Regions from separate parts of the Homo sapiens genome. Here region 1 is linked to region 2. A link is a loop called in an ENCODE intact Hi-C map of the cell type or tissue named here. Cell type or tissue: tibial artery. All regions are shown on one strand.

What was found. Hi-C counts contacts between places; a loop is a spot of excess contacts. Peaks named below come from ENCODE experiments on the same cell type or tissue, not always from the same donor. Only the 100,000 strongest peaks of a DNase experiment are listed, where the experiment ranks them.
Region 1: it touches region 2 in a loop (8-fold over the local background); 7 of 110 quality-filtered maps call a loop at or near these places.

Annotation. Positions count from the first base shown.
Region 1 is chr11:43,683,858-43,691,857 of GRCh38, reverse strand. All of the region lies in intron 1 of HSD17B12 (hydroxysteroid 17-beta dehydrogenase 12), which reads right to left. Among named protein-coding and RNA genes, the nearest start is that of HSD17B12, 7.1 kb to the right of the region's middle. In tibial artery, no CTCF peak of the experiment used is centred here; a DNase peak (open chromatin) is centred at 4,245; H3K27ac peaks cover 1,659 bases.
Region 2 is chr11:44,049,038-44,057,037 of GRCh38, reverse strand. ACCSL (1-aminocyclopropane-1-carboxylate synthase homolog (inactive) like) reads right to left here. Exons shown (of 14, transcript NM_001031854.2): 2 at 6,917-6,976; 3 at 6,416-6,486; 4 at 5,634-5,703; 5 at 5,319-5,385; 6 at 4,279-4,376; 7 at 3,970-4,047; 8 at 3,532-3,632; 9 at 1,747-1,836; 10 at 953-998; 11 at 712-853. Among named protein-coding and RNA genes, the nearest start is that of ACCSL, 5.1 kb to the right of the region's middle. In tibial artery, no CTCF peak of the experiment used is centred here; no DNase peak of the experiment used is centred here.

The DNA of each region.
Region 1 (8,000 bases), 370 kb after region 2:
TAAATGCCTCTGCACAAGCAAGGCCCTGGAGGCTGCAAGAAGCAGGAAAGCACAGGCATGTCTGGGACACAGGACGTCATCCAGGATGCATCCAAGGAAGGGTGCAAAGGAGGTGACATCAGAAACAGACACAAGGCCAAGATCAAAAGGGCCAAGGAGCCTGATGTTTGCATAGACATTATGAAACTTCTGACCTGTATGTGTAAGGTATAAGGAAGGGGTAACTTGATTGGAGGCTTCACTGGTAGATTAAACTTGCGCCAGAGTGAGTGTAAGATTTGGTAGGGAGGCAATATATTAGGAGAACATAGAGGAAGGTATGGATGCGAGAGAGACTGTAGTGGTAGATTCAGCAAGATTTGGCAATTTCCTGTCTAGATGTGCAAAGGAAAGCATGATTCTAAGACTTAGAGATGAGGGAGCAAACTGGCTACTTGATGCATCTAGCCACTGACATAATTTATTTGGTCCACAGAGTAAACCTGAGAAATTTGCATCAACTCTAAACAATTAAGAAACTTTCTATATGAAAATCTAGATTTGGGCTGCTGGTGAAAATCTGAGAGGACTGTGCCAGTGTTGCTGAAGGCTGCTACTAGAGACCATGCCTGGTTACCTGGACAGTGTCTTGACATGCATTACACCTGGTCCACTTCACTCATTTTACTTGACCTGCCTGAGGCATCAGAATTTGCCATCTCTGATTTGGAGCTTCATGACTAGCAAGACGATGACATAATTAGCAAAAATAAGGAAGTCCAGAACACGCTGGGGAGAGTAGAAAAGCTAAATTTTAGACATACTAAAATTGACGACTTTGATAATCATCTAGAAGGGAATATGCAGTGTCTTTAGAAATTTGAGGGAAAGTCGGGAAAAGATGCATGTGGATAAAATCAGAATCATCCCATCAGATAATATCTGCTATCATTTCTATAGTATTTAACATTGAAATGTCAGGTAGTGTTCTCAGTAGTCTAAGTATTCCACACACATTAAATCAGTTAGCCCCATTTAATCAGTATTTCCAATCTATAATTATCCCAATTTTACAGATGAGGAAACTGAGGCACACAGAAGTTAAGGTGATAACACTGTAACTAGCTGAGCTGGGATTCAAAAGTAGGTAATCTAGTTCCAGAGTCTGTATTAGGAGAACTTCGTCCTGAGGTTACTCTATATTTTTAGATTAAATAATTTCATTCTTAGAGGTTGGGAAACCGCTAATATTTGTTAGATTTGTAGCTGATAAGAGAATGTAAAAAGAGAAGATAATTCACAAAAATCATTATCCCTTAATATTAAAAAGACTGGAAGCCAGACACAGCTGGGACACATGCCTATAGTCCCAGCAACTCAGGAGGCTAAGGCAGGAGGATTGCTTGAGCCCAGGAGTTTGAGGCCAGCCTGGGCAATATAGTGAGACCCTGTCTCAGAAAAAAAAAAAAAAAAATATATATATATATATATATATATATATATATATATATATATATGTATGAATACCTTACTTAACAGATATTTCCATTAATTCAACAAAGGTACATTGGCACTTACTGTGTACAGACATTGTTCTAGGTGCTTGAGATTAAAAGACAAAGATCCTTGCCTTACAGTGCTCACATTCTAACAGAAACATCATAAATGAGCAAAGTATACAGTAGGGGAGATGGTGACAAGTGCTATGACAAAAAGGAAAAGTGGGGCAGGGTAATGGATAGGAGTGGGAGTGAGGGAGAAACGACTGTGAGTTTATAGGTAGGAGGGGCGGTTCCATTGAAAAGGTGATATTTCTGCAAAGACTTGAAGGAGAGTAAGAAGGGTCAGTCACATGGATATCTGGGGGAAGAGCATTCCGTGAAGAGGAAAAAGCAAAGGCCCCAAAGCAACAATGCCAAGGTTGTTCAAGGAACAGCAAGAGGTGTATGTGGGTGGAACGGAGTAAGAGTAGTGGAGATGAGGTCAGAGGTCAATGGAAGCAGGAAGCAGGTGGTTTAAAGCCTTGTTCAGGCCGGGTGCGGTGGCTCACACCTGTAATCCCAGCACTTTGGGAGGCTGAGGCAGGTGGATCACCTGAGGTCAGGAGTTCAAAACCAGCCTGGTCAGTATGGTGAAACCCCGTCTCTAATAAAAATACAAAAAAATTATCAGGGTGTGGTGGCACTCGCCTGTAGTCCCAGCTACTTGGGGGGCTGAGGCAGGAGAATCACTTGAACCTGAGAGGCAGAGGCTGCAGTGAGCTGAGATCACACCACAGCCCTCCAGCCTGGGTGACAGAGCAGGACCCAGCTTCAAAAAATAAAAATAAACATAAATATAAAATAGAATAAAATAAAATAAAGCCTTATTCAAAGCCACGAGACAAATACTGAGTTTTAATCTGAGTGGGTGAGAAACCACTAGAGAGATCTAGGCAGAGCATCACATAATCTGACCAAAGCTTGTCAAGGATCACTGTGGCTGCTGTGTGAGAATCAACTGCAGGAGAGCCAAGGTGGAAGCAGAGAGATAAGAAACTTGTTATTAGAGAGACAAGAGTCTGTGGTGGCTTAGAACTCACTAGATTCTGGATATTTTGAAGTTCAGAGTCAACGGGATTTCCTAAAAGGCTGCATGTGGTGAAGACTTAAAGATAACTCTAAGGTTTTTACAAATGTAATTGAAAAATTATAAATAACCAAATTTTTTGAAGTCCTTCCTATCTTAGATTTACTCACTAAGGGGATCTATATATAAAGGAACTGCTTAGTAAATCTTTTACCCAAGCAAGGAATTCTTCTGCAGTAGCACTAGTCATCTCCTAATTGGTCTGTTCATAATTTTAGATTTTCAAGTGTATACCTGCTGAGTGAACTACAATTATTTCTTAGTTTCAACAATCCCTTTTCATCCAATAAGAGTAATCTATACAAACAAATGATGCTCTTAAATATATGTTACTTAATATTCATAAAAATACAGTAAGGACTATACTAGAACCTCATTTACATCTCATTTAATTGTCATAATAATCCCGAAAAGTATCATCCCCCTAAAAAATGAAAGAAGTTATGCTCAGAGGTTAACTATTTTTGCCTAAGGTCAACCAGCTTAGTAACAGCACAGCTTGCCCACTGACTCCAAAGCCAATCTGTTTGTTAGCTATACTGTTTCCCAATGTAATACTCTTGAGAGGCACCAATTGTTCAAGTTCTTAAACTGTCTAGCCCTTCCTCTCTTCCACAATGACTAGGTTATTTAAATGGAAATAACTTCACTAAATGGTGGCAAAGATAACTTTCCAGAAACTGGATAGTTTTCCTGGAATTGCCAGTTAGAGATAGGGCAAACGCATTGTTTTGTAGACAAAAATCGACAAATAAAACAAAGCGTTCTTTCTGATACAGATTTGTGGCAAGCTTCTCAACTACCACACCATGGTATTATGGAGTTACCATGACAACGCAATAACCTAGTTTCAGTGTTTCAATAACCCCATCACTCAGTCCCTGTAAGAGAAGAACTTCCCATACCACAGTGATCAGACTTTTCCCCCAGACAGAAATGGTCTCTGAGAGATGATAACTAAGAAGTGCACAAAAGTAGCATCCCTTACAAAAAGCATAAATTCCCATTTTATTGTATTCATTAAATTTTTTTTTTTTTTGAGACAGAGTGTTGCTCAGTTGCCCACTCTGGAGCGCAGTGGTGCAATCTCGGCTCACTGCAACCTCCGCCTCCTGGGTTCAAGCTATTCTGGTGCCTCAGCCTCCCGAGTAGCGGGGACTACAGGTGCATACCACCACACTTGGCTAATTTTTGTATTTTTAGTAGAGATGTGGTTTTGCCATGTTGGCCAGGCTGGTCTGAAACTCCTGGCCTCAAGTGATCCGCCCACTTCAGCCTCCCAAAGTGTTGGAATTACAGGCATGAGCCACTGCGCCCAGCCAATTGACATTTTAAAAAAGGCAATTTTAACTGAGTTTATCTGAATACCTAGACTGATCTATCTCTGTGTAACAATGTTTTCCCAAAGAGGGCCGGCAATAACTCTAGGGAAGTCATAGAAACAAGAAATTCGGCTTACAGTTGCAAACACAACAGTGTTACCCTTCTGCTTAAAATCACCTCAACTGCTTTCCACTGCTCCAGGATAAAGGCTGAAGGCCCTGCTCATTGCCCTTCTTGCCTCTCCAGTTCCATGGCACTCATATCTGAGCTTTCCTGGCTCGTCACTCAGCCCTCGTTTCATGAGGGCCCTGCCCTTTCCTGCCCTAGGAATTTAGCAACTGCTTTTCCTTCTGCCAAGAACATTCTTCCCTCTGCCCTTCCTGTCACTCCAGCTTGCTCACTTACACTCAACCGCCAGATCTCAGCTGAGGCACTGCTTCCCCAGCACAGCTCTAGAACTTTCCCTCACAAATTCTCATAGGACCAAATACTTCCTGTTCTCACCACTTACCATAGCACAGTTTATTCATTTTGTTACTGTTTGTCATCCCATTGGACTATTATAAGGTCTATAGTTAGCACTCAACAGTATTTGTGGTGGATAAATGGGCAAATGAATAGTGTTATGTCATACTCTCCACCAAGCCCAGTGAGGGCTTTGCTCACCCTGCCTCCCTAACCTTAATCTCAATCCATCCCAGATGACATGCATATGAATTGCTACATGTTGTTTTGCTAAGAGTGACAAGAAGGGAAATGAAATAAAGGATGCACTGTTTTTAAAATATACATTTAACTTATCCTTATCTACAAATAGCTTTTAATGGCACTGAAACTGATCTATTCAAATCCGTTTACCCATGCATTCTAAACTTATAAATTTTGTTATGTAAATCTGACAAATTTTTCTGAAACTGAAAGAAATAAATTATCCTCAATTCAACCAACCAAAACCAACAACAACAAAAAATTAGTTTTAAAGCTCAACACTCTCAGTTGCAAGTAGCAATGGTAATCTCAGTTATCTGACAATGTAGTCACCCAGATATCAACTCTTTCTTCTAAACCCTACCCTGGCAATTAGCTCAGGTAATCAGAGCACAGTGCTACTAAGGCTAATAATACTATAATAATAACAAGTTATCAAGCACTTATGTACTATCTGTTTTACAGAGAATAAGTATTCTCATTTACCCTTCACAATAAGCCTATGAAATCTGTAGGGAAGCTAGAATTCAAGTCTAGGTTTGGGTCTCCAAGTTCAAGTTTGACCTCTAAATAGGAAAGTTAGTGTTGCACAGAAAGAAAGAACAGGAAAAAAAAAAAAAAAAACAGGGTGGGAGCAATGGGGGCTAGTCGGGAGGGGAGTGAGGGAAAAAGATATTCAGGGAATGTAAACTCAGGATCTGTAATCCCAGGAAACCTCCCTCTTTGGTTTTTCCTCCAAATCAAATAAAGGTATGCTTTTAGGTCCAATCTTCAGTTGCATCTGTTTCCTCTTATGTAGACTCCAGCACTAGTACTTGAAAGTTGCCCTGCCAACTTTAATCTGCAGAACTTTTTCCATTTAGGCACACGTACTCCCTTTCGGGAGCCAAAGGGCAGAATAAACAAATATTCAAAAACATTTATGACTAAGTTTGTTTCTCTGCCTTCCCTCACCTTCCCTGCCTCTGCGAAAAACATAACCCATGTAATGACTACTGCGATCAACATTGGCTCGCCAGTAAGAACAGGTATCTATACCCCAATACTAGAATGTCAACAGCAAGCATATGACATTTACCAAGCTGGACCTCCAGGGAGTCACTAAATCCATTCAAGAATGCCAGAGCGATAAACAGAAAATAGCATTCGAAGTCAAATCCCACCATTCTGATGACTGTCAAACCCTTTGCTTTGTTAAGCACCTTAGTAACTTTCCAGTATTTTCTCATACGACAAGATTTATGGTTGCAAATCTGAAGAAAATCCCAAGCTACTTGATCCCAAAATGTGCCAACTATTCTGCAATCCTTCCAGAAAAATCATGAATGTGCAAATTTGAAACTGTGCCTTTTTTTGGTCTGAGATTGTTCTTAAAAATAAAACAAAAATTTAAATTTTAAAAAGTGAAAGTGTGTCTTCAATCAAAAAGCTTTTAATAAAGTTTGTAGGTATAAAGAAATCTACTCCCGAGTACTCATCCAGTCTGTAGGCCCATCACCAACATACAGTGTACGAATGTTGCAGAACGGATGACTTGGTTTCAAATCCTGACTCTGCAATTTAATAGCTATGAAACCATAGATAATGAAAGCAATTTACTAAACCCTCTGATTCTTCCTCTGTCCACTGGGGACAACGGAGCACAGCTCAAAGAGGTTAAAAATAATCTCAAGTTCCTGGCACATTTCAAGCACCCATTCAATAAATGATAGTTATTAATATTTCTTCTGGGTTGTCAATTTAAATAACTAACATTTCATATATAATTCTTCAAATCATGTGATATCACAAACTCTTGTTAAAGAAAGACACCTACTATTAATAAGCTCTAGTTACACAAGTATTCTTCAGTCATTTGAGGTTAACCCTGTGCAGTTAACCAATGTGAAAACAGAAATTGTGATTATACCTGTGATTTTGAGAATCCTTTGATGCATGTTTTCATGAATGGTTTTTCCAGAGGAGAACCACACCATTCCATGCCATTTTTAAGTCCTCACTATCTACTGAATTAGGAGAACCTTGGAATACTGCAAAGCCAAACGAGTTCCATCAGCAACCAGAAGCTACATCTTAGAGATTTGCTAATGTAAACATCCAGAGGGTAGAACAAAGGGTTGAAGACTTTTTTTGTGAAATCTGACCTCACTCCACAAAACAGAATATTATTCAGCAATACAAACAAAATGAAGTACAGATTTCATAGATGAAACTTGAAAACATTATGCAAAAATCAAAGAGCCACTAACAAAAAAGAACACCTATTGTATGATTCCATTTATATGAAATATCCAGAACAGGCAAACCTACGTAGACAGAAAGTAGATTGGTAGTTGACTAGGGCTGGAGCGGGTGGGGGTCAGGGAGTGAAGGGCCTAATGGGTACAGCATTTCTTTTAAGGAAGATGAAAATGTTCTGAAATTAGATTTGATGATGGTTGCACAACCCTGTGAACATAAGTAAAAACCTTGAATTGTACACTTTAAATGGGCAAATTGTATGGTATATTAATTATATCCCACTAAAGTTGTTTTAAAAAATCTAACTCACTAACTGATTAGTGGATCATTTATTCTTCACTGCGTGTAACAATATCCTCTTCATTAAAAACTAAAAATAAGTGCTCAGAGTGCTGTCTTATGTTTAAAGTTATAAAATATCTTGACATTGGAAGTCTACTTACCTTGCCTTTGCATCTATCATCTCCACTTTATTTCAATAGCAATCATTTTAGATGAACTCCAGCAATGGAAACTACTCAAATACTTGCAAAATGTATTTATGGTCAAACCACATTCTACAGATCACATTTTTTATTGCTCTATAGCAGTGACTGTTCTTTCCTTTATTTAATACAAACTGACCACCTTTGTTATCAATCTTTTTTTGATTACTTGCTACACTGACCTTCAAACACCTGAAACTCCACATTCACAGGATCTCCTTTTGTTCTCCTAAGAAATACAGGAAGTATTCGGGTAACAATGACAAAGAAGTCTTACTTACTAAATTGGCTAAACCCACCTTCTAGGGGTATAGGGAACACAGGGGATTCACCTGAGTGGGAATGTTACTGGTGAGAACTAGGAGAAAGAGATGGCCCAGCTCTTGACCAGGAGATGGAGATAAATTAGAGTGTGGGCCAGCCAAGTAATGGACAGTCTTGAAAGCCTAACAACACTAAGGAAACTGTTATCTAGAATATTTTACTGATTGTGAAGCATACCTGTATTTCAAGTTTTTCAAAGTTTTTGTTCTTAAATTTAGAAGAGCCAATTTGTGAGAAAAGACAAAAAGTGAGAATCCACGCTTTCTGCCCCTCAGATCCTAAAATCTGAGGCAGACAGATTAAACATACTCA
Region 2 (8,000 bases):
TTTGTGTTGTTTTTGGTTTTATAATCTTTGTCTAAAGCAAACAGAGTTTTGGGGAGGGAAAATCTATATTCACATAAAGACTAATTTCTGAAGTTCCTACCTTCACAACTTAGAGTACGATTAGCCATCCCACATCTGGGTAGAACACAAGCTACCAGACATCCAGAAATTAAAGCTCATCCTGTAGTTTTTTGTTTTTGTTTTTTGAGACAGAGTTTCACTTTTTCTACCCAGACTGGAGTCAATGGCGCTGTCTTGGCTCACTGCAATCTCTGCCTCCTGGGTTCAGGAGATTCTCCTGCCTCAGCCCCCGAAGTAGCTGGGATTACAGGCGTTTGCCAGCATGCCTGGCTAATTTTGCATTTTTAGTAGAGACCGGGTTTCACCTTGTTGGCCAGGCTGGTCTCAAACTCCTGGCCTCAAGTGATCCGCCCACCTCGGCCTCCCAAAGTGCTGGGATTACAGGCGTGAGCCACCATGCCCGGCCTCATCCTGTATTTTAAAACAGCACCTCCATCTTCTGCCTACACCCTGCTGTGTTATCTGCCCTATCTTGCCCTCCTTCAAACCTCACATCTTACCACAGTTAAATCTGAGACAGGAAATAGGGTCTCAGTATATTAAGGGCACATCAGAGGCCCAAGCAAATCCAAGAATTCCCCATGGCCATGAGGTCCAGCCAACATGCTGGTCTGTGCTAGAGCTCAGTACCTGTGTTCTGGAGCAGTTGACACAGCTTGTGCTGGGTGATGCCAGAAATACTGTGGAGGTAGCCAAAGGCACTCACAGCAGAGGCCACCTCCTTGTTGTGGGTATACAGAGCACCAAAGCGGAAGCCAGAGATGCCAAAATCCTAGAGGAAGAAAAGCAGGAACAGGAACAAGTGTTTTGTCTGCCTTCTATTCCTGGCTCCTCCTCCTTCCCTAGCCAAGGAGAGAAAGCAATGGCTCACCTTACTGGTACCCCAGATCACATGGGTCCTGTTGCTATCAGGCAAACTGAAGAAGAAGTGGAAAAATTAACTAAGGTTATAGAGAAATAGTTGATGAAGATTTGGGGTATAAGAGGGGAAAGTAGATTTGAGGTTGGTCCTAGACAGAAGGGCCTATAGGGCCCAAAGCTCAAGAAACAGTTGTCCCAGTTAAGCCAGGAAGTCAACACAAGGTATTCCTGAAGACCTAGAGGGCACAGAACCCAAGTGCCCACTGAATGAAGTCTAGGGCCTTCAGCCTGACATGTGGCTCTCCTACAGCTTGGCCAAAGCCACTTTCCTGGCAGTTGGCTCTTCAGATGTGGGTCACCATAATTTCTAGAACGTGCCCGAGTATTTCCTACTGCTCCACCTTTGGTGAAGCTATTCCTTCTGCCAGGCATTTCCTTCCCTTGCTTTGAATGCTGGAATCCCATCTCTATGGCCAGATACTACCCTTCAGAAGGTTCTGCCTCCTTTTTCTTTCCCTGTGCTCTACTTATCAAGAATCTCCTACCCTGGCATTTTATGAGGCTTTATTTTGACCTTTGACAGTAGACTTTCTACCTTGACCTCAAATTATCTTCTACACAAAATGGCATATAGACTAGAAGACATTTAGAGGGAAAGATGATGCTTTGTTTGTATTCACAGGCCCTGTGGGCAGTTAACTGGCTATGTGCTAGGAACTGAGTTAAGTTCATGTCACATAAACTCACCCTGCAAAACAAGAACCTTGTGGTTCTCGTTCCCAACTCCAGCTGAGACCAGCTCACCTTTTCATGCTCAGAATGCTGTGGAATGTGATGGATTCATCAAACACAGACAGCATGTAAATCTCATCTATGATCACATGTAGGTTATACCTGTAGATTAGATGAAAGAAGGAGAACAAGATCTAGCTTCTCTCTAATCTTTTTTCTTTGCATGCTTTTTACAAGCATCTTTGTAATCTTAAGTCATGTCTTTTATGGTGTTCTCTGGACACAGATCATGCACTCCTACTGCCCCAGCAGCCCATCTGACCCTCCAAGGGGCATAGTAAGGTAGATGGGGTGGTACATCAGAAGGGACCCTTAGACCTAGCTTGGGGGTAATGGGAAGGAATAGGATGCAAAAGACACATATGAGAACATCTTGTCTAACCTTAGCTAACCATTCAACCATCAAGCAGAGACTATGGGAAGAGGTTGGGTAGCCCAGAGAATTTTTAACTGGTAGAGTCAGGAGCTCCTAACTGCTTATGTGCCTCATTCATTCTCCCAACAACCCTCAGTACTGTCATCTCCATTTTAGATGAAGAAACTAAGGCGGGCCGGGCATGGTGGTTCAGGCCTGTAATCCCAGCACTTTGGGAGGCCGAGGTGGGTGGATCATGAGGTCAGGAGTTCAAGACCAGCCTGGCCAACATCGTGGAACCCTGTCTCTACTAAAAATACAAAAATTAGCTGGGTATGTTGGCGCATGCCTGCAGTTGTAGCTACTCAGGAGGCTGAGGCAGGAGAATTGCTTGAACCCAGGAGACAAATGTTGCAGTGAGCTGAGATCCCACCACTGCACTCCAGCCTGGGTGACAGAGCGAGACTCCATCTCAAAAAAACAAAAAACAAAAAAAAAAAAGAAAGAAAGAAAAAAAGAAACTAAGGTTCTGAGCTGTAAAGTCAATTCCCTCAATTAGCAGCTGCTATAGCTGGGAAGTGAACCCATTCTATCCAATTCTTGCCTACCCCCTCTAGCATTTTTCCTCCTGACCACACACTGCACCATTCATTGGTCTGTGTTAGTCATGAAGTTTGACTAAGTCTGTTTCTTATGGAAAATGGAAGGTTATAATTTCTAGAACGTGCTCTTAGAAAGGAATGTGAAGTTCTATAGGAACACGTCTTCATCCCACAAGGTCTGAAAGTGTCTTCCTCGGCACTCCAGCCCAAGTGGCTTCGGAAATGGATGCTGGGAGAAAGTACTTAAGCTTAAGTAGAGAAGTAACAAATTATATATTTTTAAGTGACATATTTCTCAGAAAACAAAACTATATTTTGACTGTTATATAAATGTCAATACATAGGCTGAGGCTAGAAAGGAAATGGCAAAAAATTTGAAGTGGTAAGCATGTGATTGCGTTTTCCTTCATTTTAATTTCAGTTAGTTTTACATAACTCTGCAAAGTATGGTGTATAGTGAGACCATTTAGGGTAAATTACTTTTTGAGACAAAGTCTCACTCTATTGCCTAGGCTGGAGTACAGTGGCATGATCTCGGCTCACTGCAACCTCCTCCTCCCGGGCTCAAGCAATTCTCATGTCTCAGCCTCCCAAGTAGCTGGGATAGTAGGTGCCCACCATGATGCCTGGTTAATTTTTGTATTTTTAGTAGAGACAAGGTTTCACCCTGTTGGCCATGCTGGTCTCGAACTCCTGACCTCAAGTGATCCACCTTCTCGGCCTCCCAAAGTGCTGGGATTACAGGCATGTGCCACCAGATCTGGCTCTTGATTACTTGACTATAAGTGATGGGAATCCTTTCAAGAAACATTACCTAGTCTCAAGGGGTAGAACTCATACCTCTTGGCAAATTCCAGGTATTTCATCAGTGAGTCTGGGGAGTAGATGTCACCCAGAGGATTCTGAGGGTTGATTAGCACAAGGCCTCGGACCTTTTTCCCCTAAGAAAAACCCAAATATAACTGAGTGAATACAAGTCCTTAGCATCTACCCTAAATTCAGCCAAGGATCTTTTATAGGTTAGGCACCCAAAAAGGCCTAGGTAGGGTCTTGAAGCAGCAACTACTATACTGCCCAAAGAGGGGAAACAGGAAGGAAGTCTGGGGCTGCCATAACATCCCCACAGGACTAGAGGGACACACCCCTGGATCATTTACTGTCTCTTCCAACTAAGGACAGCCCACCAGGTCTTGGTGAATAAGCAGTACCAGAATTTCAATACTCAAACCCCTTTTAGGACCAGCAGTGGCCATCCTAAAAATATGGTTCCCACCTTACCTCAAGCCTAGCTTCAAGCAGGGCTTCCTCTAACTTGTCCACAGTGAGCTGGAAAGGATGGGTGTTTGTAACAGTGACCTGGAAGAGAAACACTATGTGAGAAGTGTCTCTTAAAATCTAAGTCTTGATTCCTCATTCCCATAAGCCCCGCAATCCTTTGCCTTCATACCAGAGTGCCAGTCCACATGCCTTCTCCACCCCTACCCAACCACTTAGATGGGTAGAAAGCAAGCCCCTCTACCCCTTTAGGTGTCCCCAGAACAGTCCATTGTCTAGGCATACTGAGCAGGGAAGGGGCCCCATTCAGACCTCACTCTCCAGGTGGACAGGAATCAACTCAACCTTTGCATACAGGCGGGAGCTAAAGGCAAAGCCACCATAGAAGGGAGCAGGGACCAGGAAGGCCTCTGGAAACACAGAGAGACAGAGCTATCAGTCCAAAGTCTCCCAATCAGAGCCTGTTGCCAGGCTCCCCAAACTAGCAAAGCTATCGACAGAAAAAAAGTCAGTTTCACGATCCTTTCTACCTGGGGATTAATGTTCTTAGGTTCAGGTGCTATGAAAGTTATCCATTATTATAGACATCACTGGGGGAAACAAAACTCTAGTTTCTTCTTTGCGGGTACACTAGAGAAGAAGAGGGAAGAATATCACTGAGTAACTCAGAATCCAGGGCACAAGTCAAGCGAGGCTCACTAGCAGATGGAGCAATGGTTATCAGGAAAGTCTCAACAGATTCAGGCCAAATATCAGAGGTCAAGGTCCATGCACAAGGAGGGCTCCAGTTATTTGGACATGGTGATCTCACGTTCTTTTCTTCCCATCCATTTGGCCTTACTGATGAGCTGAGAGAAGCTCCTTTGCAGGAAAGGGACTATCTTAGCACTTCTTTTGATGCATCCAGAGCTCTTTAACATTGGAGCCTCTTGCTTAAGCATTGTTACCGGGGAGGTTCAGAACAGTCCACTCAACCTTGTTGGGTCCAGGACTAATTAGCCTTTTTCTGAAGAGATAAGAAATCTATATTGTCTGAGTCCATTGCCATGGCTGTCTGTATTGCAGCTGAGCCCAAAAGCCCAGCCATGAACATAGTAGGTAGGCTCCCATCATCATTCCTGGGGCATACCTCCTTGAGGTCCACCATGTCTCTCTTCCCTTAAATGGAGAATCCAAACCCCTTGTTCCCACAGAAATAGGAAGATAACCTAGTCAGTGTGGGAGAAGGCCCACCACTTTGGGGAAAAGGCCTTGAGTCAGGATGCTCTTCTTCCTCAAAGTCCAGTGCCCGTGTGTTCCTACCTGTGTTGCTAGTATTTCACTGAGAGTGAAAGGAGAGCCCACTGACTTACCGCCTGGATCACACAGAACCATGGCCAGGGCACAGAAGACAGAGCAGCAGCCATTTAGAACCACCACCTGAAGACAACACATGAGAGGCAGAAGTCAAAACCAATACCTATGTGAGAAGGGGTAGCCATGCTTTCTCCATCCCCCTGGGCAGAACAGGCACAGGGAGCCTCCTCAGTTGGGACACATTGGCCTTCATGCTGCCCTGGCCCTGAGAGTCTTCACTGGTTCTCCTTGTACCCCCTAGAAAGGGCAGAGCATCCTCCAAGAATATAGCCCTCCACCAGGGTGGCAGCAAGGCTGGGAAACTGACTCACATTTTCTGGGTCAAGTCGGGTAGGTGCCCTGCAGTAGTAGGTCAGGAACCGGGCCACTTCTTCCCGCAGGCTGTAAACAGACCCAGAGAGACCTTGTGGCTTCCGGGCCCCTTTCCTCACTCATGGTCTAGATGGTCATTGTCCAGCCTAACAGGGACCTTTTCTACTCAGTCCAACCTCATATTACAGGGCTACTGACTAAGACCATCAACTCCCCAAGTCACACAGACAATAAATGAGAGTTGGGACAAGAACTTAGGCCTTGGCCGGGCACAGTGGCTCATGCCTGTAATCCCAGCACTTTGGGAGGCCAAGGCGGGTGGATCACAAGGTCAGGAGATCAAGACCAAGCTGGCAAACATGGTGAAACCCCGTCTCTACTAAAAATACAAAAAATTAGCTGGGCGTGGTGGCGGGCACCTGTAGTCCCAGCTACTCGGGAGGCTGAGGCAGGAGAATGGCCTGAACCCAGGGGGCAGAGCCTGCAGTGAGCTGAGATAGCACCACTGCACTCCAGTCTGGGTGACAGAGTGAGACTCCATCTCAAAAAAAAAAAAAAAAAAAGAACTCAGGCCTTTTGAATTATTCCTACTATACCAGAATAACTATTCCTACTATACCAGGCTGCCTCCTGATGAAGTTTTGCTCTAGGCATTTTCTAGAAGTTATTACCCAAAGAGATAGGGAGGTAACCAACCAGGAATTTGGTGCCTTGAATCCTCCTTCTGGATAAGGACAGCTGCCTGTGGGACCAAGAGACTCTAAATCTGAAGGTCACTTACAATGGCTGCCCTCTCCAATCAGGGTACTGAAGCAAGGTGTCCTCAATGCAGTTCATGTCACTTTCTTGCAACTGTTGACAAATAGAACATGAAGACAGGTAGGCCAGGGAAGTTCAAGAGGCCTCATTCTACTCCTAGTTTGTACATGAGTGTTTGCCCTCCACATACATGACCTCCTAGAAAGGGAATGGGTATATACACTGCATGCTCCTTAATGAATGGAGGCTACCATCTTGTCATAAATTACACAAGTAGATACCTCACTGGGAAGTATTTGACCCAGAGGTTCCCATAGCAACTTTCCCACCATATACCTAATCAGAGAATATCTCTGGACAGTCAGCAAAGCCAGGAGGTTAAATGTGCTATTCTAGAAGCTATTTCTTCACTCCTCTTCCCAGGCTCCTATGTCTCACCCCTGTATCTACCATAGCTCAGGAGCACGCTAGGGGGACTAAGCCTTGAAGGGGTGGGTCCCAACACAGCCCAGAACATCCTTACTCTTTCAGTCATCAGATCCATGCAGAGCTTGTTCTCACTGGTGCCAAGGTTAATGAAACCCTGGAGATGGAAGGAATCCAAGATCAGGTCAGTCCTCTTGCTCCACCCTACATAGATCCCTTGAAACATTAGTTCAAATGGAGATCTCACTGCCTATGAGGCAATTCAATCCAAATTTGACAACTTTACACGTTAGGAAAGCTTTCCATGAACCCAAAATAGTACAGCTTGCAAATTTCCCCATTAGAGCCACATAAATAAGTTATGTCCTATCGACCAGTCATTGAGTTCTTATTATGTACCAGATACTAGACCAAGTGCTTCTTGTGAGTTGTCTTAATTCCTGAAAAGAAGGTTCTATATAATCCAGTTTAAAGAGTGAAGTTTAGAAAAGTTGAATAGCCTACTAGCCATGTGACCTTGGGTGAAAAGTAGAACTCTACCTACCTGACGCCTGAGCCTGGACCCTTAATCCCCAAGGCCCCATCTGGCACCTACCTCTGCTACTTCTCCTTACACATTAGGGCCTTCTAAGTTATTAGAGGAGAACAGAGATAGGAACAGAAGGGGAAGGTATAGCTAATGTCACCCTCCACCCTCTGGCTGGAGAGCTGCTAAGGACCCCCTTTCCTGGAAGCCTTTCATCAGTTCCCCATCGCCCTTAGGGTAACATTCCTTTTTTTTTTTTTTTTTTTTTTTTTTGAGACAGGGTCCCACTCTGTCACCCAGGCTGGAGTGCAGTGGCGCGATCTCAGCTCACTGCAACCTCCAGCTGCCGGGGTCAAGTGATCCTCCCACCTTAGCTTCCCAGATAGTTGGGACTATAGGTGTGTGCCACCACGCCTGGCTAGTTTTTGTATTTTTTGTAGAGATGAGGTTTCACCATGTTGCCCTGGCTGGTCTCGAATTCCTGGACTTGAGCGATCCACCAACCTTGGCCTCCCAAAGTGCTGGGATTACAGGCATGAGCCACCACGCCCAGCCTCTTAGGGTAACATCTTAACACCTCCCATCCACCTCTGTTCACACCTCCTGCCACAGCACCAGTGGTCCCTACTCTGGCCATTGGACCTCCTTTCCCAAT